Linked DNA regions of Mus musculus: region 2 is linked to region 1. The links are chromatin loops, found by intact Hi-C in ENCODE. Cell type or tissue: heart. All regions are shown on one strand. Each heading gives the region's core, and the rest is flanking DNA. Links, peaks and the distances in the headings are about the cores only. Region 1 has its middle 87 kb from the start of C330004P14Rik. Region 2 has its middle 320 kb from the start of Gm23892.

Region 1 (16,933 bases), core at 5,806-13,805:
ATCATGTCATTTTTTATGGAGAGATTATAGTTGAGGAACTGAAAGTCCAAAATACAAAAGACCCTAAAATTAATTCAGTTTTCCCATCATAACAGAGAAAGCTTTTCCACCTAATGTTTTTGGTACATATGAACATGAGGTTGGAGTAAAACCACATGCAAGTTAAGCATAATATTTCTAGAAAAGAAGAACATAAACACATTTATAGTATCATTATACTGGGATTGACAATATGGGTTATTTGAAATGTTTACATGTTTTTGTACTAAGTGAGCTTTAGCAATAAGAATATGTGGTATTTAAGGGGAAACAGAGGTTATTAATACTGAAGCCAATGCTAACAGTAATGAAATAATAAAGATTCACTTCTTTCTCTCTCTTCCCACTGGAACCTTCATTTTCTCTTTAGTACAGTCTTGAAAGATGGGTTTTGCAGTACACGTGGTTCCTGTGAATCACATAAGTTTACATTTTTATTTCTCTGTAAAAGAAAGAAAATATTGCCTTAATAGTCCAGCAACCTTTGCCCTAAACCTGTTTACTAGAGGATAAAATGATGTAGCCCCTCAAGAACTTCTCACAGTAAGAAAAATAGCTTTAAAACATTTCAGATTTACATATGAGCTGAAGAAAGGAAGAATAACATATAAAATTATAGTCCTAATTTAAGGAAAAGGAATAATGATAACCACATACATCCTGTTCCTTTAACCTTTAGAGTTTCAAGAAAATATCAAACATTTTTTCTAGTGATACACATAGTTAACTACAATTTTCTTTTTAACACTGAGTAGGATCTATTTTTGCTAGCCCTTATTTCAACATAATATATCTTCCTAAAGCTACCTTTGTTTAGTCGGCCTTAGAGTACTTTATGAATCTCCCTACTTTGGCTGATGTATTTCATCTGTTACAACAAAGTACAGTAATCTAAGCAACATAAATGAAGCAAAGGTTTTTCTTTCATTTCTTGTGTGTATTTTTGGCACATTTAGGGTCTGGTGAGAGCCCATGTAGCAATCTTGTTTCCTATCTTTATACAAAAAGAGAGGAAACAGAATCTAATCTAATCTAATCTAATCTAATCTAATCTAATCTAATCTAATCTAATCTCTTTTTTGAGACATGTATTCTGCCCATAGGCCTCTGATTAGATGGCTTCATTACCTTATAATGGCCCTTCATACTTACATCATCATCCTGGCAGCTATATTTTCAAAATATGTTTCATAAAGTTTGTATATACTATTTATATCCCAGAAAAATTCATGTCCTTTTCACCTTTCAAATATATCTATGCTATCTCAATATCTTTAAAGATTTGACATTGAAATATTGACTGAATATCTAAAGCCCAACATGTTTTCTAAATACTTAAATCACATATGTCTGTATGTTGTAGTTTTTCCTCTAGCTATTTCTTTCCAAATCTGTATTGTAAATTCAAGAAATCTATGTGGTTTAAAGTAGAGTGGTAATATGGGACTATAGATTCAATGCAATCCCCATCAAAATTCTAACTCAATTTTTCATAGAGTTAGAAAGAGCAATTTGCAAATTCATTTGGAAGAACTAAAAAACAAGGATAGCAAAAATATTGTCAACAATAAAAGAACTTCTGGTGGAATCACCATACCTGACCTCAAGCTCTACTAAAGAGCAATAGTAATAAAAATTGGATGGTATTGTTACAGATACAGGCAGGTAGATCAATGGAATAGAATTGAAGACCCAGAAATACACCTGCACACCTATATTCACTTGATCTTTGACAAAGTAGTTAAAGACATCCAGTGGGAAAAAATAAAGCATTTTTAACAAATGGTGCTAGTTCAACTGGTGGTCAGCATGTAAAAGAATGCACTTTCATTCATTCTTATCTTTTTGTACAAAACTCAAGTCCAAGTTGATCAAGGAACTCCACAGAAAACCAGATACAGCAAATATAATAGAAGAGAAAGTGGGGAAGAGCCTTGAACATATGGGCACAGGGGAAAAAATTCCTGAACAGAACACCATTGGTTGATGCTCCAAGATCAACAATTGACAAATGAGACCTCCTAAAATTGCAAAGCTTCTGTAGGACAAAGGAGACTGTCAATAGTACAAAATGGTAACCAACAGATTGGGAAAAGATCATTACCAATTCTACATCTGATTGAGGGCTAATATCCAATACATACCAAGAACTCAAGAAGGTAGACTCTAGAGATCCAAATAACCCTATTAGAAATGGAGTACAGAGCTAAGAAAAAAAATTCTTAACTGAGGAATCTTGAATGCCTGAGAAGTGTGAGGAATGGGGGTGGCCTGTTGCTCCAAGACGGCGTCCAGGACTGCTGCCAAGTCTTATGACTGGCACCCGACTTCCTCATATCCCTCAAGATAGCCACGTACCTTGAACTGCATTGCACAGATGTACCACAACGTAAGATAGGATGATGTGACGAATGTAGTCCTGAGCCAATGAACTGTGCCTACATGGTCTGGGGTGAGGGGGAGTGGACTGGAGGGGATAAAGGGGAATGGCCGAGAGAGGTTGGGGCATTCTTTTTCCTACACCTTTGTGAAACCTGAATAAACTGCCTTGAGAAGGACATCGGTTTTGTCACTTCTTTTCTGCTGGTCGGAGACGATAGCGACAAGTGGTGGAACCTGTACAGGGGCATGATGAATTCAGAACTCTCGGCAGTCAGGCAGTCAGGGTAGCTGGCTGGAAAGCTCCCAGGTAAGTGGGACGATTCAAGTTCTCGGTTAGAGACTATTAGGTTCCCGGATTAGGGACTATTGAGGTTCTCGGAGTCAGACAATTAAAGATACACACACATATAGTGTAGTGATCCAAAAATTAAAAGAAAAGCAATTGGTTGTAGCCCTGGAAAAGGTTCAGAAAGGAAAAGTGGTGAATTATTTAGGAACAAAAATTTTTGATAGTCAAGTATTTCCCCAGAAAATTCAGATTCGGACGGATAATTTGAGGACATTGAATGATTTTCAAAAGCTATTGGGGAATATACAGTGGGTACGTCCCTATTTGGGTCTAACCAGCAAATAAGTACAACCATTATATGATATTTTACCAGGATATATAGAATTAAATTTTACCCGGCAGCTTACTGATTCTGCCTGCGTAGCATTAAGTTTAGTCGAAAAGGGTATTCAAACAGCAGCATTAAAGAGAAGAGATCTGTTCAGTCCTATTATTTTGTGCATCCTACCCTCGGAGACCCAGCCTACTGGAGTCCTCTGGCAGGGCTCCCCTTTGCTATGGATACACCTCAAGATTTCACCTGCAAAAATCTTGTCTTATTACCCTGCCTCGGTAGCACAATTGGCCTTGATTGGCCTACAACAATGTATTCAATATTTTGGCAATCCCCCTCAGGAATTGATTGTTCCATATAATATGAAGCAAATAGAAGTATTATCAGCTACTGTTGATGATTGGGCAATTTTGAGATATAGCTTTATGGGAAAGATGGATAATCATTTCCCTAAGGATCCCATTTTGCAGCTGATTAATGCTCATCCAGTTGTTTTTCCATGAATTACTTCTTGAGTGCCATTGCCAGATGCCCCTTTAATTTTTACAGATGGGTCTAAGACAGTCTGAGGAGCATATTTGGTCCATGGCTCCACACCAGTAACTTTACAGTTTCCCCCTGCTTTTCCCAAGTTATTGAGTTGCACATTGTTATAAAAGTTTTTGAATTGTATTCTGAATCGTTTAATTTAATTTCAGATAGTCGGTATGTGGTTAATTCATTAGCAGTGCTGGAAGCTGTGGGGAAGGTGAGTTTTCGATCCACTATAGGGTATTTGTTAAATAAATTGCAATCCTTAATTCTAAGTTCTCCATTTTTTGTCCACCACATTCGAGCTCATACAGGCTTGCCTGGCCCTTTAGCAGAGGGCAATGATTTGGTTGGTAAAGCCACTAGAGCTGCTTCTGCCTTTTTGATTCAAACACCTGTAGAACTGGCTTGTGGATTTCATTCACAGTTTCTTGTGAATTCCAAAACACTTTCTTCTCGATTTCATATTACCAGAGCACAGGCAAGGGATACTGTTACAGCTTACAAAGCCTGTGCCCCCCTATTGCCTCAGGCAAGTGTGGGAGTAAACCCTTGTGGCCTGCTTCCCCTCCACATTTGGCAAATGGACATGACTCATTTTTCAGAATTTGGTAAACTGCAATTTGTTCATGTTTCTGTAGATACAGCCTCTGGGGTGTTGTTCACCTCCCTGCATACTGGTGAAAAGGCACACCATGTCATTGCCCATTGCTTTGAGGCATGGGATACATGGGGTTAGCCCAGAGAGCTTAAGACTGATAATGGACCTGCTTATACTTCAGCTTCTTTTGTTTCCTTTTGTAAAATAATGGGTGTCCGCTTGGTGCACGGTATACCCTACAATCCTCAGGGCCAGGGCATCATTGAAAGAGCCCATTGCACTCTGAAAGAGTGTCTAATAAAATAGAAAGGGAGAGTAGCCTCCTGTGCTACTCCTAAGGAGAGATTAGCCATTGCTCTCTTTACCTTGAATTTTTTGAATAAAAATAAAAATGATTTTACTGCTGCGGAATGGTTTGCCAATCCCGAGGCATCCTACAAAGGCACAGTCATGTGGAAGGATGTTCTGAGTGGACGATGGCATGGGCCTGATCCTGTGTTGGTCTGGGCGAGAGGGTCTATTTGTGTGTTTCCACAGGATCATCGCCAGCCGCTGTGGGTTCTGGAGTGATTGACGAGGGTAGTTCAAGATGGATGGAGGTGCCCTGATGAAGCTGCTCCTGGGGATGATGATGCTGCCTGCAGTGATGACTGAAGATCTAAGATGCGCCTCCATGGACCGGCTTCCAGTCCAGGAAAGCTGCGTGGGCCATGAAAAAATATTTTACCTTTTCCCCTTATATTAGTACCAGTTATAATCAAACGTTTTCAGGGTTTATTTGGATGTATCAAAATCCAGACCAGAGAGGGGCAAGCAATTCCTTTAATGTTTGGCTGTTGTGTGGGATAAATTGGGAGTATACAGATCTTTCTTCTTTGAGTATGTTGATGGGTGGGGCGTGGGGAAATACTAGCTTTTATTGGAATGGATCTGTATTATTTGAGTCTTCTGTTATTCAATTTGCTTATGGGAAGAATGCATTCTTTAAAGCCATGCCTCTATGCATTTGGCCTCCTTTTGTTTTTTTAGTTTATAATGGTAGTTATTTTGATGATGTTGTAGAATGTAAGGAGGATAGTTGTTTTTATAGTATGTGTTGGAATGCTTCTATGTTTTCTTTAGCTATTGTGACCAGAATGCCTAGATTTGTACCATGGCCCGTGCAGACCCCTTCAGTTATGACCTTGTTTAGACCCAAAAGAGATTTTGGGATAGTCCATATCAATTCCACTCCAGTGGAGGTATCCATGGCTGAAGGACTTGCAAATTGGATTGCCACCGCTATGTCACATCTAAAGGAATGGGCCGGTATTGGTGAATTGGCACTGTGCTGTGTGCTCATCAGTGTCCTGGCCTTTTGGTGCATCTGCCACATGCAACATCACCATTGCAGGGCTCAAGCTCTGTTGATACAAGCCTTTGCAGCTATGGAGATGGGACAATCTCCTCAAGTGTGGCTTGGCATGCTAGGGAAGTATTTAATGACGGGTAAGACTCCCTGGGCATGTTAATAACCTAAGACAGGAATCAGACCACTGCTGTCTTGTCTCCCGATGATGGGTAAGGAGCATTGTTGCAGGGGGCAACCTAAGACAGGCATTCTCTCTGCCAATTTAAAGAATAAGGAGGAGATGTAAGGAGGGGGGTGTGGCCGCGGTCCCAAGATGGCGCCCAGGACTGCTGCCAAGTCTTATGACTGGCACCTGACTTCATCATATCCCTCAAGATAGCCACATACCTCGAGCTGCATTGCACAGATGCACCACAATGTAAGATTGGATGATGTGATGAATGTAGTCCTGAGCCAATGAACTGTGCCTACGTGGACTGGAGTGAGGGGGAGTGGACTGGAGGGGATAAAGGGGGGTGGCCAAGAGAGGTCAGGGCATTCTTTTTCCTACACCTTTGTGAAGCCTGAATAAACTGCCTTGAGAAGGACTTTGATTTCGTCACTTCTTTTCTGCTGGTTGGAGATGGTAGAGACAGAGAAGCACCTCTAGAAATGTTCAACATCATTAGTCACCAAGGAAATGCAAGTCAAAACGACCCTGAGATTCTACCTCACATCAGTCAGAATGGCTAAGATTATAAACTCAGGTGACAGCAGATGCTGGTGAGTATGTGGAGAAAGAGAAACACTCCTCCATTGCTGGTGGGATTGTAAACTGGTACAACCACTCTGGAAATCATTCTGGCGGTTCCTCGGAAAACTGGATATAGTATTACTTGAGGACCCAACTATTTCACTCTTGGGCATATACCCAAAATATGCTGCAACATATAACAAGGACACTATGTTCGTAGCAGCCTTATTTATAATAGCCAGAAGCTGGAAAGAACCCAGATTTCCTTCAACAGAGGAATGGATACAAAAAAAATGTGGTACATTTGCACAATGGAGTACTACTCAGCTATTAAAACAATGACTTCATGAAATTCTTATGCAAATGGATGAAACTAGAAAATAGCATCCTGAGTGTGTTTACCCTATTACAAAAGAACACACTGATAAGTAGATATTAGCACAAAAGCTCAGAATATCCAATATCCAATTCTCAGTCCACACTAAGCTCAAGAAGAAGTAAGACCAAAGTGTGGATCAATCCTACTTAGAAGGGGGAACAAAATTATCAGGAGGTAGAGGATTGGGGTGGGGGGACTTGGGAGGAAGAGAAGAGGCATAGGGGAAAGAAGGGCAAAATCAGGTATGGTAGGAAATTGGGAGATATACATAGATTCAGAAAATTGAACAAACATGTGTAGCAATGGAGGAATGAGGAACTGGGGATAGCAACCAGAAAGACCCAGATACTAGGAGAGCAAGAAGCTCCCAGGACCTAATGGGGATGACATTAGCTGAAATATCCAAAAGGAGAGGAAGAACCATATAAAGACCATATCCAATAGTTAGGCAAGGCACCTGGTTGAGGGATGGGGCCACTCACTCACCTCCAAAATTTTATCTCACATCTGAAGGAATATGAGGACAAAGAGGGGAGAAGAGACTTAAGGAAAGGTTATCCAGAGACTGCTCCACCTGGGGATTCAACCCATCTGCAGCCACCAAACCCAAACTTTATTGCTTATGCCAAGAAGTGCTTGCTGTCAGGAACCTGATATAGTTGTCTCCTGAGATGCTTTATCAGAGCCTGACCAATACAGATGTGGATACTCTCAGCCAACCATAGAGCTGACCATGGGGACCCCAATGGAGAAGTAAGGGGAAGGATTGAAGGAGCTGAAGGGGTTTACAACCCCATAGGAGGAATAACAATATCAACCAACCAGACCAGAGCTCCCAGGGACTAAATCACCAACCAAAGTGTACATATGGAAGGATCCATGGCTCCAGCTGCGTATGTAGCAGAGGATGACCTTATCTGGAATCAATGGGAAGGGAGGCCCTTGTCCTGTGAAAGCTCGATATTCCAGTATAGGGAATGCTAAGGTCATGTGGCAGGAGTGTGTGTGTGTGTGTGGGGGGGGGGACACCCTTATAGAAGCAGGTTGAGGGGTGATAGGATAGTGGGTTTGCCAAGGGGAAACTGGGAAAGGGGATGACATTTGAAATGAAAATAAATAAAATATCCAATAAAAATAAATAAATACAAAAAACCTTAATCTCAAGAGACTTCTTCACAACTATATTTATATATTCTATTATAGCATTCCACTCTAATGAATATATTAATGGTAAGTAAATAAAAATAAAATGGTAGGCTTCAAGTTTATAAGAACCTATTACTTGTATAAATTACATTTTATTTGAAATAAACACACATTTAGCAGTAATAAGCAATCAGTCATTTTCTAATGATTGAATTGGAGTTAAATAAATGTCTTTCTTGTAATACATAATCATAAAGTCACTGGGCTTCTTTCTAATGCTTGAATTTTTATTTAAAAAAATTCATATTATATATTTTGATCAAATTCATTGCACTCCATAACTCCTTCCAGATCCTCCAAATCTCCTTACCAACACAGCTTCATGTTCTCTTTTCACATTTTTAAAAATGTCTTGGTGCTAAGTTGTTTTCAACTGATGACAAACTATTGCATATGACATTATGTATTTTGTGCCTGCTTATGTATGTGTTACATTTCTCACTTCAATTTTTAAAAAAGAGCACAATTTTAAAGTATAAGATAAAATAAACTTTTAAAGTACATAAAGGTATAACACAAAAATTATAAATAAGTGAAACAATAAATAAAGGCTTTTTGGAATAGTGTGTACAAACCAAGATTGCCTTGGACACAAAAAAGTAGTGTAAAATGAGTTATATTTCTCCACTTCTGTAGTTATTAAATTCTCAGAAATGTGCTTAAATTGATATCTTATATGCTAGCATCAGAATTAAAATTTATTAGAAATTTTACTCAGAAATTTAAATAAAATGAAATATCAAATTTACAACTGCAAGTAAATTCATAGATTAAAGTAAATCATTTATCTCATGTTAGTTTATTAATATAATAGGTGTGAAAATTTGATTATCTCTTAAAATAGAATATCAGTAGTTTCTTGTTTCTAAGTAAGTTTTCTATATAAGATTTCCCCAAGAACCTATTGATGAAGGCAGAAAGTATAGTATCAGCCTCCGACAAAATATAATGTTCCCAAAATAGAAGAAAAGTAGAGTTTATGCTCATAAATCTGAGGATTATGATTTAACTCAATGGAATAAATTATATAATAGAAGTAATATTTCCACGGAATAACCTCAAGAAATCAAACATTTATTGATATAAAAATACATAACATGTCATAACAATTTTAATATATCACTAAGCATTTTATTTTTCAACATAGAAATTTATAATCTTTAAAATGAAATAAACTTTTCTTCCAGCTTGAATAATCACTTTGAAAGGTTAACTAAGGGCACATAGTCCTGTCTGGCTCTGGGTGCTCTCTGCCACCCAGAGGACACTTGTGGGACACAGAAGTATCTTCATTCCCTGAGAGGAGCTGCAAGGGCCCAAAGAACAACCTACTAAGACCCTTCACAAATCTTTTTGCCATCGTGTCCACCTGGAACACAGCTAACAAAGGAGTTTTGCTAGCATCAGGTAAAACTAGATGGCTAAAGGATAACATAAGAACACATTCAACAACAGCCAGGACAACATGGCACCACCACAGCCCAGCTAAAGCAAGCCCTGGACATCATAACACAGACCAAGCAGGAGAAGATGACAGTAAATCTGATCTTATAAAGAAAATAGAGTCATGTAAAGAGCAAATAGAGGAATACCTCCAAGAAATAAAGGAAACTATAATTAAACCAGTGAAGAAAATTAAGAAAACTGTTGAAGGACTGAAAACGGAAGTGGCAAACAACTCTTTAAAAATGTACAGTATGCTTCTCAGCATTGGAATTCAAGTCAAAACAACTCTGAGATTTCACCTTCTAACCATCAGAATGCGTAAAATCAAAACACAAGGGACCGCACATGCTGATGAAGATGTTTAGCAGGGGAAACTCCTGCATTGGTGGTGGGAGTGCAAATGTGTACAACCACTTTCAAAATCAATTTGCTAGTTTCTTAGTAAATTAGGAATAGTTCTACCTCAAGACCCAGCTATAACACTCCTGGGCATATAGCCAAGATTCTCTACCATCTGACAGGGACACTTGCTTAAATATGTTCATAGCAGCTTTATTCATAATAGCCAGAAACTGGAAACAACTCAAATGTCTCTCAGCTGAAGAATAAAGAAAATGGGGTTTGTTTGCACAATGGAGTACTACTCAGCTTTTGAAAACAATGACAGCATAAAGTTTGCATGGATGGACTGAGATAATTTCATCCTGACTGAGGAAACCCAGAGACCAAATGCTATGCATGGTATGTACTCACATAGAGGTAGATATTGGCAATAAAGTACAAGGATACCCATGCTACAATCTACAGAGGCAAAGAAGATAAATAATATGAGAGCCCAAGGGAAATAGCTTGAATCTTACTCAGAAGGAGAAATAAAATACTCATTGGAGATGGAGGGAGGGAGGGATCTTTGTGGGAGAGAAGATAGGGGACGTGATCAGGTCTAGTGACAGCCTGGGAGGGAGGGCCAGGATTGGAAGGAAATACTCCCTCATACCCCCCCTCTCTCTCTCTCTCTCTCTCTCTCTCTCTCTCTCTCTCTCTCTCTCTCTCTCTCTCTCTCTCTCTCTCTCTCTCCCTCTCTCCCCCTGTCTGTGGTGTGTGTGTGTGTGTGTGTATGGCATCCCTAGGACTTGCCAGAAATCTGGAATGTGGGGAGCACCAAGAAGTCTTCAAGGCTGAGTCTAGGTGTGGGATATAGAGCCTAAAGTGGCTAATCTCCTATAGTCAGTCAGGGTTTCCAGTAGAAAGTTAAGGTTAAGGTCACCAACCCACCCACAAATCCTTCTACCCAAACTTTTTTGTGCCTAAAAGAAGTACAGAGTTAAAGATGGAGCTAAGCCTTATGAAAGGGCCAACAAATGACTGACCCAACTTGAGACCCGTTCCAAAAGAATGAACCAGTCCTTGACACTATTAATGATACTCTGTTTTGCTTGTAGACAGGAGCCTAGAATGACTGTCCTCTGAGAGGCTTCATCAATCAGCTGACTGAAACAGATGTAAAGACATGCCAAACATTAGACAGAGCTCAGAGAGTCTTCTAAAAAAGTTGGTGAACAAGGTGGGGATAGGGAATCCAAAAGAAAACTAATATTGTCAACTAAACTGTATCCTTGGGGGCTTCCAGAGACTGAACCATCAACCAAAGGCCATACATGGACTGGACCTTGGTCCTCGCACATACATAGCAGATATGCAGCTTGGTTTACAAGTAGGTCTCCTAGTAACTGGAGGACTGTTCTTTTCCTAACTCTGTTACCTGACACAAGATCCCCTAAGCGATCTACTTTGCCAGGACTTAGTGGGACAGGATGTGTTTAATCCTGCAGAGACCTGAAGTGCCATGCTGGCTTGGTACCCATGACAAAGCGCCCTCCTGTCAGAGGAGAAGAATGGGTGAGGGGCTTGCAAGGGGGGAAAGCTGGGAGGAAGAGGGGCTATGTTGGGTGTAAGGTGAATGACTAAATAAATAAATAAATAATTAAATAGATATAGTATATAAAAATAAAATGAGCACTCTGAATATTATAGTGCTTCTGTATACATTAACTCACAGCAGCTGTGGTTGTCTGCACACAATCAACACAGCAAACAAGCTAGCATGGATTGTGAATGAGTTCACAAGCCCCTACCTCTAACTGAGGTTTTTAGTTTTCTTTAAGGGTCTCAACTTTGATACATCATCCACAATTCTAGTAAATGGCTACATATTAGCATATGGAATGTTGAAGGAGAAATGGGATGGGTAAATATCAAATCACATTGTCAGCTCATATGAAGTTCTCAAAGATCTAATAAAATATTATATGAAACAAGATAAAGTAAATAATATTTGTTCAACATGACATTTGTGCATTCATGCTGTAGCATAAAACAGTACTTTGGTTGAATCACTAAAATGGAATAGTAAACTTTGTCACATGAAGTGACACAAAAAACTTTTAATATATTGCTTTCATAAAAATGTTCAAGGTCTGCATACACGGACACTGAAATGAAATGTGTGCACATAACATTTTAACAGAATTATTATCATAAATAATTCTCAGTGGTTCAAAAAGAAAATGAATTCAAATGGGCTATTTAGGAAATAATAGCCATAGAATAATTTTGTATCAAAACTAATGGAATAGAATTGGAAGTCTTTTTCAAGCCAGCTTTCAAAGCCATAATTAATCTCTATTATTCAAAGAGAAAGAAAGGAAGTAAATGAATTAAATATTCATATAAAGACACCAAAAATTCCTGTAATTTAATTATTCTAAAGAAGCAACTGGAAAGAATTAATGAGATAAAGTACTTTGAAATGACTAATACCCTGATAAGCCTCATACTATGAAGCCAGAACAAAAATACATAAAAGAAAATGTATTAGAGATGTATAGAAAGATTAAACAAGATCAATCATTGGTAAATATTATATTACAACGTCCACAGATTGGTTAAAGTGTTTTTAGTGGAAATGACAGGATGTGGAAACTTCTCTAAGAGCATTTATTGGCTCATACAACTAACTACTGAAGCTGAGATGAATTCAGTCCTTGGGCTCATAGGATCAATATGGGTTTAGTACCAGCTGCTCCTCGTTTTCTCAGTATACACATCAGCATCTGTATACATTCTTCTCACAATGGCTCTTTACTAACAAAATCAATTAAACTGCAGAAATTCAGCCCCCCCCCCAAAAAAAAATTGACTGGTTTAAATATTATAAAAGCCTTTGCCATTCTTCTCAGTGTGCTCCAAGAATCTCGTGGCTTCTCACTGAATATAATTGAGGGAAATGTACATTCTAGGTCAAATAAAGGGTGCAATGTTTCCAGTTGAACAATATATCTCAGTGGTAGAACAGGGTTGAAAACAGCCCTATGTAGCATTGAGCAAAAAGGAGAAGGCACTTCCTAAAAGGCCAATCAGGCAGAAATTGTTTGCCGGTGGTAACAAAATCCACCACTACAACAAACAACAACAAGAGTATACAATTGGGAAACAAAGAGTACATTACACCAAATATTTTATTTATTCAAAGTACTGAGTAAGTACTTACTTTATGACAGTGATTTATTAGCTATGAATGGTAAATAAACAACAATATTCATGAGGACTTACCCTCATAGACTCTACATTGCAGTACACAAAATGGTATTTTAACTAATAGTTTCTAATACTTTGAATATCTAAAAGTGAGCATATATTTCGGGTTGGCAGTTGCGTATACCTGAAAATACATTCACTCATCAGTGGTAAACATAAGTATACAGAGATAGAGAATTATTTATTGCAGAGAATGCATACTGTTTATCACTGAGAAAAAAATTATTTCTATGATAGTTTATGCCATTATAAATTAAGATTATAATATTGTAAACATATTGAAAATATGTTATTGCAATTGTATGATACTATGTATAAAGTAAATATGCAGCAGAAGTCTGGGGTTACAACTCAGAGTTTAAAACTTTTTATGTAAGTTTAAAAGTTTGAGTTTAAATCTTCAGAACCAGTGAAAAATCCAGGGAATCACATTCGTTCCTCTCATTCTGTTTACAGAGAGAGTAGAAGTTGAGGAATCAGCCGGACATAGGCAGCATGAGATGATAGGAGACCTTCATAAATCAAGTAGATCCTAAGGACCTATACCCAAGATTGTCTTGTGACCTACTGTTACCTCCTTCCAGCCTAGCAAGGCTGGCTGTCCATCTGCCACCGCTTGAGCGGAGCCACCTGCTGTGCTGCACTTTTGATGTGCCACTACCTGCCTGAGGCCCAACCTGCCAGAGGCCAAACCGGTTCTCTTCCAAGAATCTTCCAGAGTTAACACCGAACTGAGATCTTCTGAGTTCTCACTAAAAGGCTGAACCTATCTACTTCTAAGGAACTTGCTTGGCCAGGGACGGGCCTCCCCTTTTCTTTATAAAGCGTGTTTGCTGACATTAAAATTGAACCTTGAACAGAAAGCTTGTCTTGGTTCCTTCCTTATCTCACGCAGCCCAGCCCTTCTTCTCTTCCAGGTTTCCAAAATGCCTTTCCAGACTAGAACCCAGGCTGTGATCTGCTGGCCGGACACAACAACCTACACTTGAATACCAGAGCACACTCATATTCTCATATACACAGGAGCATTTACGTGTGTGTGTGTGTGTGTGTGTGTGTGTGTGTGTGTGTGTGCGTGTGTAGTAAATAGTAGTTAGGAATTCTTAAGTAACAGACAATTTTGTCTGTTGTAGAGTCAAGCACTAGATATATTAAAAGATCAGATCTCAGAAATATTTTATACTATTTACATGCATCTTTTTATTCATTTTTCTCTCATATATTATATCCTGAACACAACCTCCCTTTCCTGTCTTCCCAGTCCCTCTTCTCCCTTCCTCTCTCCCTAAATCCATTTCTTCCAAGCATCGCACATCAAGTTATAATAAGACTAGGTACCTATCATCATCATCATCATCATCATCATCATCATCATCTAGGCTGGACAACTAACCTAGCAGGAGCAAAAGGGTCCCAACAGCATGTAAAACACAGACATCCCTACTCCCATTGTTAAGAGTTCTATAAGGACATCAAACTACATAATCATAACATATATGCAAAGAACCTAGGTCAAACCCATACAAGCTGCTGTGGGCCATTTCTTGTGTTGTCCTTGACCCATCTGACTCCTACAATCTTTCCTCCCCTTCTTCCACAGAATTACCATAGCTCTGTCTAATGTTTGTCTGTGGGTCTCTTCATTTGGTTCCATAAGTTGCTGGATGAAATCTCTCTGATGACAATTATGCTAGCCTCTCCTCTTAAGTATTGAGATTTTTGAGGGGCTAGTTTTTTTTTTTTTTTTTTTTAATCCTAGGTCTCTGGGTTACTGAAATCTGGTTCTTGAACCCTATATAGCTGTCTCCCAAGAGGCTCTGCCAGTGTCTGACAAATAAAGAAGTGGATGCTAACAGCCATCCATTGTACTGAGAACAGGGTTCCCAGTGGAGGAGCTACAGAAAGGACCCAGGGAGTTGAAGGGGTTTGCAGCCACAGGAACAACAACAATATGAAACAACCAGTAACCCCAGAGTTCCCAGGGAATAAACCACCAGCCAAGAGTACACAAGGAAGGACACAAGTCTTCATCTACATATGTAGCAGAGGATGGATTGTGGGCCATCAATGAGAGAAGTGGCCCTTGGGCTTGTGAAGGCTACATGCCCCAGTGTAGCGGAATGCCAGGACAGGGAAGCAGGAGTGGATGGGTTAGCGAGCAGGGGGAGTGGGGATGGGATGGGGGGGGTTCAGAGGGGAAATGAGGAAAGGGGAGTACATTTGAAATATAAATAAAGAAAATATCTAATAAAATGAAAAAAAAAAGAAAAGAAAAAAACATTAAAAAAAAATCACAAAATGCTTATCCTTGATTGGGATTTCATGCTAGTTAGAAGCCACCTATGATCAAAAAGATTTCATATATATTGTTGGAATATAGATTGAACATATATAATTACAGAGTTATCCCTTCTGTCTTGGCTATTGTGATTCTGCTTTAGCATTTATTATAATTTTAGTGTTTTTTTGGGGGGGGGAATGCTGTATATTAAAGCAAAATTCTGATTTTTGACATGTTCTCAAATGGAATGTCCAAAATTTAGGAAACAATGAAAAAAAACAAAGATGTAAATTACCAACAACCATTACTCTGTTGTACTGTATAGATTTGCATGTATATGTGTATGTATATATATGTATGTATATGTATATGTATATATATATATATATATATGGATTAGCATACATATAGATTAACCTGTATATATTATGTTGATAAACACGAAACTATTCTAAATTAAACTCATTTATCAATGAAAAGATATTTGAATGAGGTATCATCATCTTGTCTTCATATTTACTGAAAACATGTAAAGAGAATGTTAAGTAAGTCATATAGAAAGAAATATAAGTGATTGATTTTTTTTGCACAAAAAATATCCTTAGAGACTATCAGGACATTCAAGGTTGCATTCATAGGAAAAGACAGATGTTTTCAGGTGATAGGCATTGATGGAGATGGATAATAAAGTGTGACTTTTGTATTTGCAAGAATAAAGTATTGTTTTAAACACTAATGAAATACTAGGACGATTATTTTGTGGTGACACTTATTCTATGTTTTGTTTCTTCAAAATTATGTATTTTATATTTTATTTTGTTGCTACTTAAATATACATCACGGTTGAACCCCCTATGGTTGTGTCATAAAACATAAGAATCCTATTTTCTTTTAAAGATTGTGCAATGCATTTAAAAAATAAGTATGTGCATACATTTTTAACATGTAGACAATTTGCATTCATTTGCACTTTGAAATCCTCTTATCTATTCACATTTTCTCTACTTTTGTTACTTTCAGCATAATTTACATAAAGCATGAAAGTTCCCCAGCTGTTCAGTGGAATATATTATTTTCTGCTTTCAAAGACAGTGCAAGTGACATTTTCTTTTCTCAATTTAATACTTGTTTTATTAAATCTCAAGTTAAAGAAACATAAATACCACACAGACCTATGTATGGCAATAATGAGGAAAGATAAGAAATCAGCCTCCATTGAGTTTGCAACATGCAGAATTTCTCCCACGTAATTATATGGTAAATGCATTCTTTTAATAGTGTCACACTGTCCCAAATATGTCATAAAAGTCATTGCATGTGATAGAAAATAGCTTTGCAAACAAAAGAAAATGATTACTGTACAGTAGCTATGCATTTCAACAGATACTTTTTTTTTTACAGCTAGATAGTTTTCTCACCAGCAGATAACATAAAATAGGAGGAAAATAAACTAAATATGGTTAATCAAATGAGACAAATGATACCCTGTTATATTTGCAGCAAGTAACTCTATAGACACCTATCATGTTGCTTTCGACTAGAAAAACACCAGCATGTTTTTAGACTTATTGTACTGGAGTAATATCAGCATCAGAAGGAAAAAAATAACTTATTGCTATGTACAAATACCTCTGTCTTTTCAAGTAGAAATACATCGCAGGAAGAAAAATTCTTTCAGGTCACTTCCTTCTGAATTGTTGTTGTAAGCCAATTTTTCATAATAATTTATGAAAAACTCTCTGATTAATGGAATTTATAATTCCT
Region 2 (16,933 bases), core at 3,388-11,387, 580 kb before region 1:
AGATGCTGTGTGTACATTTCCCATCCTATATTGATTCCTACATATGTTTTGAAAATCTGTGACTTACCTGTTTTAGCATGTGGAATTTTATAAAGAAAAGAATGAGGCTTCAGATAATGTATAGGCCATATTCTATATTCTGATACAAGAGAATCAATGGGTTCAGCTGAGCACACACTTGGCCTTCACATTGACTATTCTTAGGGTTTACCAAAAGACCACATGGGCATTGACAATAATTATTCACACAGATGTAACAAACACTTGTGTTTAGCCCTCTTTTCATTAATAAAATTAGTAATAAAAATGTACTTAGGTGGAAATAATTTGTATATTTCAGAGACTGTTAATTTGTTCTCTTCTTTTTAGCTGCATACTCCTTCTCTTAACAATTCTCCGAATAGATTTGGCCTTAAAAAACAATTTACAAGTGGAGCAGTCTCTGGATGTTTGTTCCTTCAGTCTCTACTCTGAACTTAGTCTCTGTAACTCCTTCCATGGGTATTTTGTTCCCCTTCTAAGAAGGATTCTGAGCTTCTGGGCTAATATCCACTTATCAGTGAGTGCATATCATGTGTGTTCTTTTGTGATTGGCTTACCTCACTCAAGATGATATCCTCTAGATACATCCATTTGCCTAAGAATTTCATAAATTCATTGTTTCCAATAGCTGCATAGTACTCCATTGTGTAAATGTACCACATTTTCTGTATCCATTCCTCTGTTGAAGGACATCTGGGTACTTTCCAGCTTCTGACTATTATAAATCAGGCTGCTATGAACATAGTGGAGCATGTGTCCTTAATACCAGTTGGAACATCTTCTGGTAGTACTATGTCCAATTTTCTGAGGAACCACCAGACTGATTTCCAGAGTGGTTGAACAAGCTTGCAATCTCATCATCAATGGAGGAGTGTTCCTTTTTCTCCACATCCTCAACAGCATCTGCTGTCACCTGAGTTTTTGATTTTAGCCATTCTGACTGGTGTGAGATGGAATCTCAGGGTTGTTTTGATTTGCATTTCTCTGATGATTAAGGATCCAGTATGCCCAGAGCTCGTGTCTCAAGCTGTATATGTAGCAGAAGATGTCCTAGTCAGCCATCATTGGGAAGAGAGTGCCCTTGGTCTTGCAAACTTTATATTTCCCAGTACATGGGAACACCAGGGCCAAGAAGTGGGAGTGGATGGGTAAGGGAGCTGGATGGGTAGGGGAGCATGGTAGGGGGAGTATAGGGGACTTTCGGGATAGCATTTGAAATGTAAATGAAGAAAATATCTAATAGAAAATTGAAAAAAATCTTTCTTTTTCTCAGGAACTTCCAAACCTTTGCCCAGAAACTATCAACTCTCAACACAATACTTTCCCTGATCTTGACTTATCAGGGTACTAGTACCTATTTTTCATTTTTTTCCTGAATACTCAACTTTATTAAGCACACAATCTAATGTTTATACAAATTTAACTAGTTTGTTTTTTGTAGTAAAGTATATGCCAGTGGCTTTTTATTCCATTTCTAGAACTTTCTCTCGTTTTCTTCTCACCTCATTGACTTCCTAGCCTTTGCAGAATAGTCAAGGTAAAAGGTTACTCTCCACACAGAGTTGTCAAACACTTTCTAACATATCAGATGTGGCATTCTTATAATTGTTTCAAGTTATAATAAAACTATCCACTGAAACTTGCAATAAATGCTCAAAATACTTCTAGGTTTCTTTTTCTACTCTGCTTGATACTAACTATCTCCCTGCCCTTATAAAAGTTATATTACACTACTATAAAATATAAGCCATATGAATGAAAAATAATTCAAGTTAAATGCTCATTAGACTAAGTCTTCGTGTTTCACACATAGAAAAATACACACACATACACATATGTATGCACAAAGCTAGAAATGTAAATAAAGACATTATATTGCTACTTTTCCTGGGGGAGACAGGAACATTATCTATTCACCTCAGACATGACATCAGCAGTATCCAAAATAGTTTATTTACTAAGGTTTAGATGATGGGAGCACAGATCACTAAAGAGGAAGTTTCATCACTGCATTTGTATCTCTGGATGTCCCTAAATAACCTGTAGGATTTTTTTTTCTTGCTGGAGTTTTTCTTTTTAGGCAAATCATAAAACATTAGGAGGGGCTGTGATTATCCTGTACAATTTAGGAACTTCCTGAGGCTCATACATTGTTTATTCCTGAATCTAGCATATTTTATTAAAGTCCTACATCATAAGGAATAAAAGTGAATGTTTTCATTTGGCAGAAATTACTACAAAGCATACTTTGTACCAGTGCCATTATATTTTGTTAAAAAAGAGGATGATTAGAAAAAAAAGTAAAATCCAAGACGTATATATCAGGAACTATTCTTTCTTTGCAGTAATTTACCTGTCCACGACAACTGTATAAAATATTATCATTATTCTTATCTCAACAATAACATGAGTCTAATGGGAAGGAATTAAAATGAAAGTTCAAGTTTTACCTTGAAGGAAAGCAAACACAAATAAAATTTAAAATAATGCAAACAACATTAAATTAAAGTTTGACTAAAATTGGAAATATTAATGGCAGTTGTATTTAGTGTGTTTATAAATTTCATACTTGGTTCTATGTTCTTGGTTATTCTTCATTTCTATGGTTAGAATTTAATAATTTAACTTTGTTTAGTAAGTTGTTTTTTTAATTGCAAAACTATGTGAACTTTTCTGCTGTAATTTGTCTGTTGCAGATAGCCCTGGTGCTAATTATATTAGATGTTAATTCTGTTCTTCTGTGAGGGGTTGTGAACTCATATGATTTCCTGTAAACCTGCTTCCCACCTCAATTTGTAAAATAAAGGAGAACTCATGGTTGGGTGAAAGATAGATGAAAGGGAAGGTGGAGCAGAAGGTAGAGGGAGAGAAGAAGGAGAAAATGGAAGAGGGAGAGGATGTAGAGGAGGAGGAGGAAGAAGAAAAGCAGAGCAGAAGCACCTGTCCTGGAGAAACCGCAAGTTCTAAGGGGTGTCATAGATGTGGAAGATGGTAGTGTAGTGGTAGATCTGCCCAGTCTAGGCGCACAGCATGTAATCATATTAACTGTGCTGTGTTTTCATTGCTGGGGCGTATTTGGGTTGGAGAGTTTTACACAACATTTGTCAAAGTTTTGCTCATCAAATCTAAGTCTCTTTTTACCCAAAGATATTAACTAGAGGGTGATTGACAAATGACAATCCAGAAATTTAGTAGAATTTAAAATAAAGAGAAATAAAAACCTAGATAAACTTTAATATGTTAATAATGGCTTCCTCAGTGTCTAAGCTCACACCTGGGATAGAGAGATTGGCTGTTCTACCAGCTGGCCTGAGGTCTATTCCCAGAACTCACTTGACAGATCACAACCATCTATAACTCTAGTTCCAGGGATCTGATGCATGCTTCTGGCCACCCTTATTCACCTGATGTGTGTGATGCACAGAGATACGTGCCACCACATTACCATACACACAAAATAAATAATATAATTAAAACACATACACAGGTAAAGCCTAAATTACTTAGTAATGAAAAGCCAAGTCAAGGGATGCTGTGTTTGCCCTCATCTGCATGACATTATTTGTTTGATTTCCAGGATTTAGAGACCATACTTTTTCCACCTAAAACTATTTGTGTTTGTTTCTCTTGTTCTGTTTCCTTTTTTATACACTCTCTACTGCTCCCAATTTCCAGAAAAAGACGTTTCTGATCAATCTATCAAACTCTTCAAGGTTTCTACTTCCGCTAGCTTCCTGTCACATTCTAGTGAATATGTGAAACAGGACACATTGTGACTTTCATGAAACTTACATACTGTTGTCTCTGGGTTTCCTTCTGCCACAAAAATATTGATAGACGCTATCATGATTGTGTTGGGTTAGAATCAAATATATTACTTGCATAAATTTAAGCATTTGATATAAGACTTTATTTTATCTTTGAATTTCAAAGAAATTAAAAGTTTCATGTAGTTTAAAAATTATTGTGTGCTTTGGGCATTCTGCCTTCTGAGTCGGACAGGTCGTCTGACTTGGAAACCCTATTAGGGCTCCCCATAGGCTTTAAACTCCTTTCCCACTGAGCCTCTCACTCATTATGCCTTAGCTCCTGCTAGACTTTACAAACCTATGTTACATCCAGCGAAAGAGGCTTTGGAACAAAGATATCCTCTGTGTTTCTCTCTTCCCATAGACATCCCTGAGCTTGCTCTCTTATCTCATTGCCTTTCTGATGACTGTATGTTGTAGTATGGAATTTATCTGGATGGATCCAAAGTTTCTACCCCACCTTTGACCATCTAGTTCCTGGATAAAAACACACACACAACTTATAGTTTTACAATAAGCCTTAATTATTACTAGAGCTGGGCAGATATCTTCCCTCTATGTATTTAGAATCCACTTTCATATCAATAAACCCCAGTTATTACTATGTTTCATCTGGGCTGCAGTTAACTACAATTGGCTAGCCCTCAGGGCCATGCTTGCTCAATTCCTAATCCATGGCATCTTCCCTCCCTCCTCCTCTTCCTCTTCCTCCTCCTCCTTCCCCTCCTCCTCCTTCCCCTCGCCCTCTTCCTTCTTTTCTCCCTTCTTCTCTTTTATCTTCTACCTTTCCCTCTAGTTCTCCTCTGACTCCCAAGCCCAGAAACCTTAAACCTCACCATGTCTTTACTGTCCAGCTATTCGGTGTCAGTATCCTTATTTACTAATGAAAATTAACTTGGGGGCAAAGTCACACAGCGTCTACTTGCAGACCCTCTTGTCTCTGGGGCAACCAGTCTTGAGGTACCAATATTAGCTTTAGAATGCAAGCAGCACCAGGCCAACCCATTACAACTTTACATAACAGTTATCCTATGTGACCAGTGTCTCTACCAATGTCCCAAATCCCTAGTCTTTCAGAATTATTCTTCTATTGTAAATTTTGTGAGTTCAATAATTTAGAGTTCGCATATGAGCAGGGCAGAAGGAATTTGCTTAGGAGTTTTGTGATCCAGTAGAACAATACAAGTAACGATAATGAATGATAGTATGTAACAATTAAAAAGGATTTTGAATATATTTACCATAAAGAAATGGTACTACTGGATTGAGGAAGTGGAAGAGAAGGAGGAAGTGTTAGAAGGAAGGGGAAGGGAGGTGGAGGAGGGAGCTCCAGAAAGGCAAAGTGTTTGTGAAAATACCATAGATACAGATACTAGTTTGTATACTAATATTTTAAAAAAGAGAAATATCAGTGTTTAAGGTGTGGAATATATTTATGACTCTGATTTTCCTGTCTAATTATTACATGAATCAAAATGTCATATTCTTGCTCATAAATATCTCCTTATATTAAACATAGATTTTCTACTTTCTTCTAAATACTGGTTTGAAATAGCTTCATAGCTTATATTAGTTTCTTGAAAAATATTATGACTACAATAAGCTATCAGTGTTGGAAAGCCAGGGATGATGTATTCAGTAGTATTCACCTCCTCTTGTGGGCTCACTACACTCTTACGTAGACCCCTTCTTCAATTCACAGAAAATCAGGGATGCTCTAAGGTCATAGGAAATTACTCTGATTTCTTTAATTTCCTTACTAGAAACAAAACTTTCCTTCTTCCTGTTCAAACCACAGAGAAGTAATGGGAGAGTAAAATAGATTAATTCCCTATATGTCAAACAACCACAGGACCATACTTCACTGTTCTCATAAAGACTGTTTTGGAAGAACCAGCTACAACATTCCAGGACTTCATTTATGACACTTTATTCTAGAAGAGTAAAACAGTAAATGGCCAAAATTATTCTAGAGGTAACATGTTACCATTACAGTTAGACCCCAGCGAGTTGTGCTAGGACTTTACAGCATTTCTGATACGTTCAGCAAAACTTAATCTCTTCTGTTTTGCCATAAAATTGTGTGCCTCAATTATAACACTTTTTTTGATTTTTAAATTTTATTTTAATTAGGTATTTTCTTCATTTACATTTCCAATGCTATCCCAAAAGTCCCCCATACCCTCCCCCCCCCCCCCACTCCCACTTCTTGGCCCTGGCATTCCCCTGTACTGAGGCATATAAAGTTTGCAAGACCGATAAGAGCAAATACACTATGTGAGTTTGAACAAAATTTACTTTGGAGATGAGAAACCTGGGAAGCAAAAGGATTGAATTAGATGTAATAATCCAAACCAGTCTGGGTGTGGGAATGGCATCTGTAAGGAGACATGAGTTCTGCTGCACAAACTTGGAAGGTTTTGAGTTCGACTTCATGCACCAGACAACAGTGGAAGAGATGAATCTGTCTAAGTTGGATGCACCGTGGAAGTAGGTTGACCTAACTAGTGAAATCACCTGGGTCAAAAATAGAGAGGGTCTGCACGAAGATATAGAAGACGTGAAGATGGGTTGTGTTTTCCAGACTGAAGTACACACTCATTCTTTCTTACTTCAGGTGACATGTTGGTGAGAGCTGACAAAGGTCACATTGAGTCGAGGTACGTTGGCTTTCTCCTTTGCAGTCATGAAAGCCAGGTGCTTAGTGGAGAGGCTCTAACTTTACTCGCTAAGTAATGATGAATAAGTAATCACATTGTTTAGAATATAACAAGTTATTTTATTTGTAAAGGTTTTACTTTTATTCATATATGTATGTATATGTATATGATTATGTATGTAGGTGCCTGTGGAGACCAGAAGAAGCCTCCTGGAGCTGAAATTACAGAGTCAGTAAATAGCAGCCTTCTATAGCTTCTAGGAACAGAACTCCAGACCTCTAGAAGAGCAGCAGGTGCTCTTAACTGTGAGACCATCTCTCTAGTCCCATAGTGTGAGTTTTTGTGAAACATTTATATCAAACATTTAATCATACTTACTTTATAGGTATAAGCAGGGTCTAAATAGGTTCTCGTTAAACAGTAGGGATTTAAGGAGTTCTTATGAATAATTGAATAATAATGAAACATTTCCCCCCATTTTTAGATGTAATATTATACTAATCCATAGATTTGACATTAAAAAGGTCATAATACATTAAACCACTGCAAGTGAACATATCACACTGAAAACTTTATTGAAATGATTGTTTGTGATTCTTATTGTTCACATCCTGATCCCTGTATTAACTGCCCTCTGCACCCAGACATTTCCTTTGTTTTATGCATGGGAAGGAAGGCCAGGCTGAGCAGCACATATCTGCCTTAATGGACAGAGGAGGAGCCTGCCTACCCTGGTGCCTGGGCACATGAGTGCCTTTTTATCCCCTTTCCTCCTCGGGTCTTAATTAGCATCGGTGATTCAGGCTGGCTACATTTTTCATCCAAGTTTTTCTTTCAAGTTACGAATCAATAACTCGTTAATGAAGCCAGAAGAGAGAGAGAGAGAGAGAGAGAGAGAGAGAGAGAGAGAGAGAGAGAGAACACGAAGCATTCTTAAACGTCTACTACCACTCCCAGAAGCAAACCAACAAGCCTGGAGCTTCAGAGAAATCATTCAGCTAGCAAAACTGTGTGGTTGCTGGGAGGGAGGGTAATTGATTTAGTGAGGAGGATTGTAAGACCTTTAAGTATTCAGTTCAACACATAGTATATCAAATGTTGCTTTCAGTAGTATTAATATTTGCATTATGATTTTCAATTTCATCTTCATGAAATGTCATATAATACAGTCTTAATAAAATGCTTCTAAAGCTACCGTACATCGGAGGAGGCATTAATTCAACTTTCTCTAGATGAAGTTGTTTAGAAAAACATTACGCCTTAGACCTTCCGAAGAAGCTGAGTGGTGGTGGGGGGTGGGGAGGAGGCTGATCGTTAGCATTCATGCAGATACCAGAGAAGGTCATTTGCACTTCTGTGCCAGACCTTTCAAAAATAAAGTAAAAAAAAAAAAAAAAGGTCAGGTCTCAGCTCACAGTTCAGAGAACTGACCACTAGGTGGCAGAAGCGCTCCTTCTGCTAACTCAGCCTCTCCTGGTGTGGGCTGTAATTAGGTCAGTGTAAGTTAAAGTAGGGCTGAGAGATGAATAAAGTAGATTTTCTCCTCTAGAACACACTGCAGTTTAATTTCACTTCTTTCTACAGTGTGCGATGAAGGTGGACTTAACTTTTAAAGGCAAAGAGACAAACCACTGCCAGGATAAATGAGAAGACGCAGAGGGGGCAACTGGCACCACACAGGAGAGGAAATGCTTTCTGGCTGGTTCCTAATTTTCATATCCGGGTTATCGTCAGAAATCATTTTCAGAGGTAAGGTAATGAATGCTTTATGTAAGGAAGAGGTGACTTCTGAAGCCCAAAGGGGTGGGCTTGCTGGTGTTCAAAAATCCATTCCCTTTATTGATGATCCGTGCAATAAAGCTATTTTCTTTGATGATGTTTCATTTATTTATTTATTTATTTATTTATTTATTTATTTATTTATTTATCTAATTTTGTCAGCAGCCAGAAACATGTTAATCTGAGGAAAAGCTCCACACCCCCACACAGACTTCCCTTTCCTGGCGAGTGTGCCAAGGAGGAAGAGCTGCTGAAGGTGAAAGTTGAAACCTCCTGCTCTTGTCTTGGTGGCTCTGGGGAGGACAGAAAGACCTCAGCACATGAATCTAGCTCTAGCATTAAAACTGCAGCAGGCCACCATGGAGTGGTGTCCCCCAAAAGCATCTGGCTGCTGTGTTCACTTACATGAGGAACAGCAGAAAATGTGAACAATCACAGGGAAAATGTATCCTTTACCCAGCCCCAGCCGTTGACCATAGCATTGAATGTGTGCAAGGTCGGCTTCTGTTCTTTGTTTTTGCCTTTAAGAAAATAGGGGAAAATAGGGTTTAAGTTAGACATACGCTAGGTAGAAATGTTTCCTGATTCTAGATTCTCTATAGTTTGAGAGTATCTAGCTGAATGCAGTGTTGTTCCTTTAGATTACAGATTGTGTCACAGGTAGTTCCAAACTCAAAGACAGAGGAAGGGCAGTTGGTGACATAATTAAAAAAAAAAAAAAAAAAGAAAAGAAAAAAGTAAAGAAAAGGCACACACTGTATAATGGTCAATGAGAAGATGAGGTGAGCACAAAGCTGTGTCTCTGACAAACTGAGATTCCCCAGATAATTTCTGGGTTTTCAGATATGATTCTAAGATAATTCCCCAGCATTGCCCAGTTGTTAGTGTCGGTGCTACCCCCAAATTTCTTCTGCCTATTTGTCAGTACCTCATGCCTGTACACGCTGCTATCTGTACTGCATGTGAGATGATGCCTGAATCTGTGTGCTGTTCTGTGTTCATAGATTTGTCTCCAGAATCACAGACAGTCACATTAAATCTATATTCAATATGTTATATGACTGAATTCTCTGTTCTGTAAATGATGTCCTCTGCATGGCTCAATATTATAAAAAGGAAAAAAATGAAAGGGGACTGATGGAGAGTCGAGTAAGAAGCAAGTGATGAACAGATCTAAGAGAAGCATCTTGAAGTGTGGTTTTAAGGTGGAATCAGAAAACTGTAGTTTCCTTTTCCAATTGATTATTCCAACAGCTCCATTTGCTGATAGATATGAGGTAGATAGGAGACAAACAGATGTTCTGCTATTGAAGAGAGTAGGGGCAGAAAACAGTCAACAAATTATAATTTACAAAGACACTGGGCTGATGCTTGATCACATATCTCAGTGATCAGGTACAATCTTATCCTGAAATATCATTGCCAGCTAATCAGAGTTGTGGACAGAGTGGCAGATAACCAAAGAGTAAAAATAGTTACATAGACAAGGTGAACTAAGGAGAAGACATTTCATTAAAAACTATTATTTCTTTGTGAAAATGTATCATCTCTACATTTTCATTTTTTTTTTTTTGTTTTACAATGTAATGTCAAGTTGGATTTTAGAAAAGAAAACATGTTGATCAGTGAGAAGTGAATACTGTCTTCAGTGCTTTTAAAGCTCTGAGCACATTTTAAACAAGTCTGTGATGCAGAGCTAGAAACAGCATAGGCTGTCATTTTGGATGTAGGATACACAAGACTTATTGACTTTTTAAGTGGGTTCAGGGATGTTTTGATGGTCTCCCGGTCTCCTAGCATCTTCTCTCTCTTTTTTTCTATTATCTTATAATATGGAGACTTTGTTCTTATTTCCCTCATGTTCCATTTTTATGCACAGGTCACATGAATTCTATTGTTGCTTATAACTGTAGCTTGCTCCTTAAGGATCCCGAATTGCATTATATTGAGTGATTCTTGCTGCACACTATTTATTCCGTTTTTGAACTCATTTCAATTTGCTAAGAGTAATAGCAGGGATGTTGTGAGCATACTTTATAAGTGTTCTTTCTAAATTTTGTATATATTCACGTACAAAAATATCCTGAAGGGCATACTGAATAACATGTACGCTTTATGTTTTGATACATGAAAGCATGAATTGAGTACATAGGCTAACATTTTTAATAGTGTTGCATAAATATCCCAATTGCTCTCTGGCCTTGTCATCCTTTAATAATTCTACCTTTTCCACTTTTAACCATTCTGTTTTCTCTCCTTTTTATAGAAATATGAACAGACCATTTAGATTCTCAGATAATACAAATGGTAAACCCAGTTAGTTACTGCAAAATAGCTTACCTGTTTCCTTTTAAAGAACTGGTCAGTTTTGTTTTGTCTTAATTTTTATGATGACCCTCTGGCTACAAGAGTATAATAAATTTTATGTTAAAAATTATAAAAATGAAATTGTCAAAGGACAGGCATGGTCTTGTATTCTAGTTTGATTTCCTATTGGTTTGAAAAGGTATTCTAACTAAAATCAACTTGAGGAAGGGATTAATTTATTTCATTCATACTTTCAGGCCAAAAGCTATCGTCAAGTGAACACCGAGCAAGAATTCAGAACAATAACTTATGTGGAGGTGATCTAAAAATGCGGCTCACTGGTTTGATCATTGACTTATGGTCAGCTAGTTTGCATCTATAGACCTGTCCTCCCTGCTAGGAAATAGTGCCACTCACAATGGAATGGACCCTCCCACATTAGTCATCACTCAATGCAGTCTCTCATGAGCATGGCCACAGACACATCAGGTCTGGTAACCTCTCACTGAGAGTCTTTTAGATGCCTCTAGGGTGTGCCAATTTAGCAGCTGAAGTGAACTAGGACTCTTCACAATATTTTGCTATATGAACATCAAATTAATGGCCATCATTGGGAAGAGATGCCCCTTGGTCTTGCAAACTTTATATGCCCCAGTACAGGGGAATGCCAGGGCCAAGAATTGGGAGTAGGTGGGTGGAGGAGCAGGGGGGGCGGGTGGGGAGGGTATAGGGAACTTTTGGGATAGCATTTGAAATGTATATAAAGAAAATATCTAATAAAAAAAGGCAAAAAAAATTAGAGTTCACTATGCCTCTACCACTTGTACTAAATTGGATACTACAAAACAAATGAATCTCAGAGCAAGAAACTCATTTGTTTTCTTTGTATTTCCATACTACATATTCTTTAGAAAGAGTTAAGAGGTACATAAACTGGAAATGTCTGTGCAAAGAAGTGTATATTTGATATTTATGTTGATTGTATACATAGAGTCATCACCTAATATGTGTACTAAATAATACACAAAGACAAAATCATTGCCATTTAATCCTACCTTTTTCTGTAGAACTGAGAGTTACATTGTAGAGTTAGCCATGTTGTTGTTGTTTCAACATAGTTGTCAGGTGTCTTCCATATGATCACTCATGTCTCTGGAGAAAAGAGTATTAAGTAGACAAAGACATCACTTATTCTCATTGTAAGTGTCTTGGGATATGCCCGTGCATTGGCAGGAAAAATTACCAGCAAAAAAGCACGTGCACTCAACAGTAGGGTGAATTTATTTATCTTTCTATGTCTCTGTACCAACTTATTCAGACTCTTAGAAGATAGTAAAGAAAGAGAAAGCTAAATAGTTAAAATTAAATTCCTTAGGGAAGTGTTTTGTAAAGTCAGCATGAGAACTTGTACTATGTTTCATGAAGATGATCATCTTAACCTCAAGAGATGCAGAATATTTAATCTAACTTCCTGAAACATCACAATTGAAATTTTGATGCTATAATTTAAAGTATTCTCTTTACTTAGTATTGTGATCAGTATTTCACATGATAATTTTTTCCTAAATATTCTGATATATAATTTTGATGTTTATTAAATCATTTATTATACCTTGCAGTAACTTGATCCTGAATTACATTAGTTATAAATGACCTAAATTACATGTTATCTCTTTTAACAACTCACATAGTTGATTGATAACATTTGGGTTTTTATACTATTAAAATAAATATATAACAGACATGTGAGGGCTCTAAAAATAAACTATTTGAAATTAAACACACATACATATATGTGGAGAAAAATGATATGTTTTATAAAATGTACATGAACATCTAAATTGTTCTATTGTATGTTATGCAGAATTGATCAAACATGTGTTTGAGTAATTATTTCTCAAATATTTTGTGTTCCATAATATCCTGTTTAGTAAGAAGTTATTATTTACTATGTACAGTGTTGGCTATATAAGGCATGCACTCTACTGGACCATAACAACAACTACAAAGTATCTGGAATGCACCTGAAACAGTTGGCATCTTAGAGTTCAAATATCTAGTCCTTTGTCTACAAGAGAAAATTCAAATACATTGTCTAACTCTTTAAAATATTTAAATATCGAACAAACAGTTTTTATTCAGTTGTGTCATAATCCTTAAAGATTTGACATTTCATTGAAGATTCACAGATAGAGAATGCATAACTAGAAAGGTGTACTTCAAAGCTATGGAAAAGGACATTATTCTTTTATGGCCAAGAATTCAATAAAGTTTCGAGTACAAGGTGGTATTTTATTAGCCCTTGTAGGTTTAATGAAGGAATCAACGGCAAGAGCTCAGGATAGGATATAGTAATTCAGTCTTTTCCTTATTGCTATACCTCAACCTACCACTTAAAAATCATTTTAATATTAAAATTTTCTAAAATTAGATTTATAAAAACCTAATTGAAAATTAAGCAGCATATTGATTTCAAATATTCAAAATAAATAAAGAGTGTAAGTGTTTTTACTTTTCTGCCCTTATTTCATTACAGTTTCTATCAGGAAAAAAAAGTAATTATTGCTGAGTGTACATATTAATGGAAGTTATATAGAAAAAACTAAAATGTTTTAAGTGACAAGAAAGGCTTGACAACTTCTTATCCTTTAAATAGTGTGTGTGTGTCTGTGTGTGTGTGTCCGCGCGCGGGGGGGGGGGGTTGCAGACACGCATGCACATGTATGTGAGAGAAGGAAGGTGAAAGTTTATCTAATTTGTTTCTGCGCATAAAAACAGCTTGTTCTTGAGGTAGCATGCTAATGGCTTTAGAAATAGCAACCGTTACAAGAAAATTTTTTTTGTTTTCTGCTTTTGTTATTCATTGTCTTTCATCTAATTACTTAGCATTTTCATAAATAAGACATCACAGCTTAAAATTACTGGTTGAAGGAACATGCTATTGACAACTGGGATTTCCAGAATCTGATTCTCCAATTTTAATGAAATATGATCACTACAACAAACATGTTCTCACATGCAGCCTTCGGCATTCTCTGGAGATTAAAAAGAAACTTTGACAGATAAACATCAAACTGAAATCTGATATCCAGGCAGTCTGAATCATGTTTGCCTTGTATTCCCATATGGTTATGATAATTGCTGTGGAATAAGGCCATTATTGTTTTACAACAAATGTTTTACTTACAGATGCATATTCAGTGCACCTATACATAGGTTTTATTTTAAACTCTTTACAAGTGACATTTTGCTGTTAGTATATTTTGAGCACTGCTTCTGTCATCAGACCTACCATAAATCTCTTTCTCCTGCTTATCTTCCGTCTGCTGGCTCTTCTGCATCAGAAGTAAGTTTGTTGACCATCTCAGTCATTGCGCAAGGGAATGAGTCATGTGTCCATATGCTCTATGCCCTTATTGTTCTTAAAGTGACTAAAATTGTAAGTTTAAGAGTTCAACCCTTTTAATTCATTTACTTGGATTGTGAAACATTGCATTTTTTTTAATGAAAAGAAATTTCATGAGGAGCAAAGAATATACAGTATATGTATGTGATGACAACACTAGTTGATATATGCTAATGTGAATGAGGGAACTATTACAGGGTCCCATCCATAGGTAAACTACAGGTTTACATGAATGCTGAGAAAAATTAGTCTTCTTCATTGATAAGATTCTCTTAGGTTATTGAATTCCATGTAGTCAGTCTGTATATGCAGATTCTTCTGTAAAAATGATAATTAAGAAGACGTCATTAAGAAAGGGAGGAGACAAAAGATGGGAGGTATAAGGGTGGGAAATATTACATATAATGGGAGTGTTTTAAATCCCTCAAAATAATTAAAATTATTTTAAAAGATATTTTATAATTTGGATGAAAATGAATACAAGGAGTATAAACAAATAAGGAAGACAAAATGTAATCATAAAATTCACAATGAAAACAGAAGTCAGAAAAACAAAATACAAATTTGCTGAACAAAAACCAGCAAGCCAGCTGGCACATTTTGATCTATGTTCATAATTACTTTAGATGTAAACACATCAATTGGAAAATGGAACACAAAGCAAGACTGAAGTGTGTCCTGTCACAGGAGAGTAAAGAAGCATGAAAGCAGAACACAATGTGGTATTTTGGATTCAATCCAGAAGCAGAAAAGAAATAGTATTTGTTAAAAATTCTTTCTATCTGAAAAAAATTACAAAATAGCTCAGAGGTTTTTTTTTCTTTTCCATTATTAATCCTAAGAGGTTTCCATTATATATTCCATTCAAATACATAACTTTGCTTCAAAAATTAACAAATTTAGAACAAGACTTCAGTAATAGTCTTAAAACTATTTCTCCAAATAGTTATCAAACTGAAAACTTCAATAACTAATAATCAATATACAGCCCTTGACATTGATCAGCAACATGGAATATGGAGAATGATAAACATCAATCCAGATACAGATTCTTCAGTCTTCAATGAAGACCTGTATGTGAAATATGTTGGTACAACAGGGGCATGAAGCTTATGATGGAAACCAACCAATCTCTGATTCGCTTTAAGGCCCAATCCATGGGGTAGAACTAGTACTTGACTCTGCTTGGGTGATCAAGAACTGGAGACCAGATAGGCCAAGTATTTAGAGGAAAGTCAAGTGCTACTATTCTTCTAAAAGAATGACAATGACACTCTGCTATACTCAAAAACCAGACTCTTGCCCAGCCATTGTCAGAGATTCTTCCTCCTGCAGTAGATGGGAAGAAATACAGAGCTGACAGTTGGACAATGGACGGAGAGTAAGCGAGCCTTGCAACAGTCAATCCTAAGTGGGGTGTCTTCATCAAATTTCACCCATCAGGGATCAGGAAAACCTGAGATATAGGAGACAGAAAATTGTAAGAGCCAGTGAAAATAGAGCACATTGAGGAATCAAGGCTGTCTAAAGACAGCAGGATTGGCACCCATAAGAAATCAGAGGCAAGAGCAGCATTTACAGAGCACGTGTGGCTCTCAGCTAGATAGAGTGCCAATGCAAAGGAGACACCAGATCCCATCCAAACCCCAGAAGCCATGTTCAGTTGATAACCATGTGTAAAGGAAAAACCAGTTTTCACCAACAGAGTCTCACTGGACTTACAAAACACTCCTAAGCACAGGCCTATGTCCAACTCAGATGGCTAACACAATGAATTCAATAGCATCACCAGAATTTCTTTGTCTCATAAGGTTTTGACAGGACTTTCTTTCTTTCTTTCTTTCTTTCTTTCTTTCTTTCTTTCTTTCTTTCTTTCTTTCTTTCTTTCTTTCTTTCCTTTCTTTCTTTTCTTTCTTTCTTTCTTTCTTTCTTTCTTTCTTTCTTTCTTTCTTTCTTTCTTTCTTTCTTTCTTTCTTTCTTCCTTCCTTCCTTCCTTCCTTCCTTCCTTCCCCCCCCTCCCCCCCCTCTCTCTCTCTTTTTATATAGTCCCTTTGCGTTTACACTATAGCTTCTAGTTTTATCTATTTGTGGGATGCCTGTGAGAACAAACACGGTCTATGCCTGGAAAAAAACATAAAATACTATTAAAATAATTCTATGTTGAAAAAAAAAGAGGAAATAAATGTTTGGATGGACGTTGTAGCTCTATGATGTAGTAAGCTCACTAAAAGATGTAGTATTTTAGAAAATATTATTTATCTTTGTGTGTGTGAATGTTTTGCCTCCATGTATGTGTGCCCCATGCATACCGGGTACCTGCAGATTCCAGAAATGAGTGGAAGATTCCCAAGAGCAGGAGCTACACGTGGCTGTAACCACCTCCTACGTGCAAGAATCTGTCCTACCTGGATGGTGGGAACTGAGTTTGTATAGATTCAATGTAGATTTTTGAGTGATTAATAGATGCAAAATTTCAAAGCTTATTTTATTGCATTCTCTATTTTCCTGACTGATGAATCTGTTATCAGGGTGTATTGCCGGTACATACTGCTTTCCCATACACATTTGGCATTTTCATCACCCCTTCATTCTGCAATATAAGCTGTATTTTGGCCTATGAAGAACATCCCACTTCTGTCACTGGGATTTGCAGATATATATTTCCCCCTAGCTAGAAATATATCCATGCTAAATACTTTGCATGTTTAACCATTCATTTTGCTAATCGAATTGCAAGTAAATATTTTTGCAGACTACCACAATAAGCTGATAATTTAGAATAAGTGCAGTAATACTTTATTTAGCTAAAAAATAAGAACCCGAGACTCTTTTAGAAGCACAGGGATCATTGTCAATCAGAGTGGCTAGAGACAGAGTTTTAATGAAAAGCCAGTGGGAAACTGTCCTTCTAATGTTTGTAGAGAGAACTG

The links. Hi-C counts contacts between places; a loop is a spot of excess contacts. Peaks named below come from ENCODE experiments on the same cell type or tissue, not always from the same donor. Only the 100,000 strongest peaks of a DNase experiment are listed, where the experiment ranks them.
Region 2: a loop joins it to region 1, with 4 times the contacts of the local background. A loop is called at or near these places in 2 of 42 quality-filtered maps.

The regions. Positions count from the first base shown.
Region 1 is chr10:15,870,066-15,886,998 of GRCm38, forward strand. No RefSeq gene overlaps it. Among named protein-coding and RNA genes, the nearest start is that of C330004P14Rik, 87 kb to the left of the region's middle. In heart, for the core only: a CTCF peak has its summit at 9,111; no DNase peak of the experiment used is centred there.
Region 2 is chr10:15,292,306-15,309,238 of GRCm38, forward strand. No RefSeq gene overlaps it. Among named protein-coding and RNA genes, the nearest start is that of Gm23892, 320 kb to the left of the region's middle. In heart, for the core only: a CTCF peak has its summit at 7,954 (motif pointing right); DNase peaks (open chromatin) are centred at 7,946 and 8,536.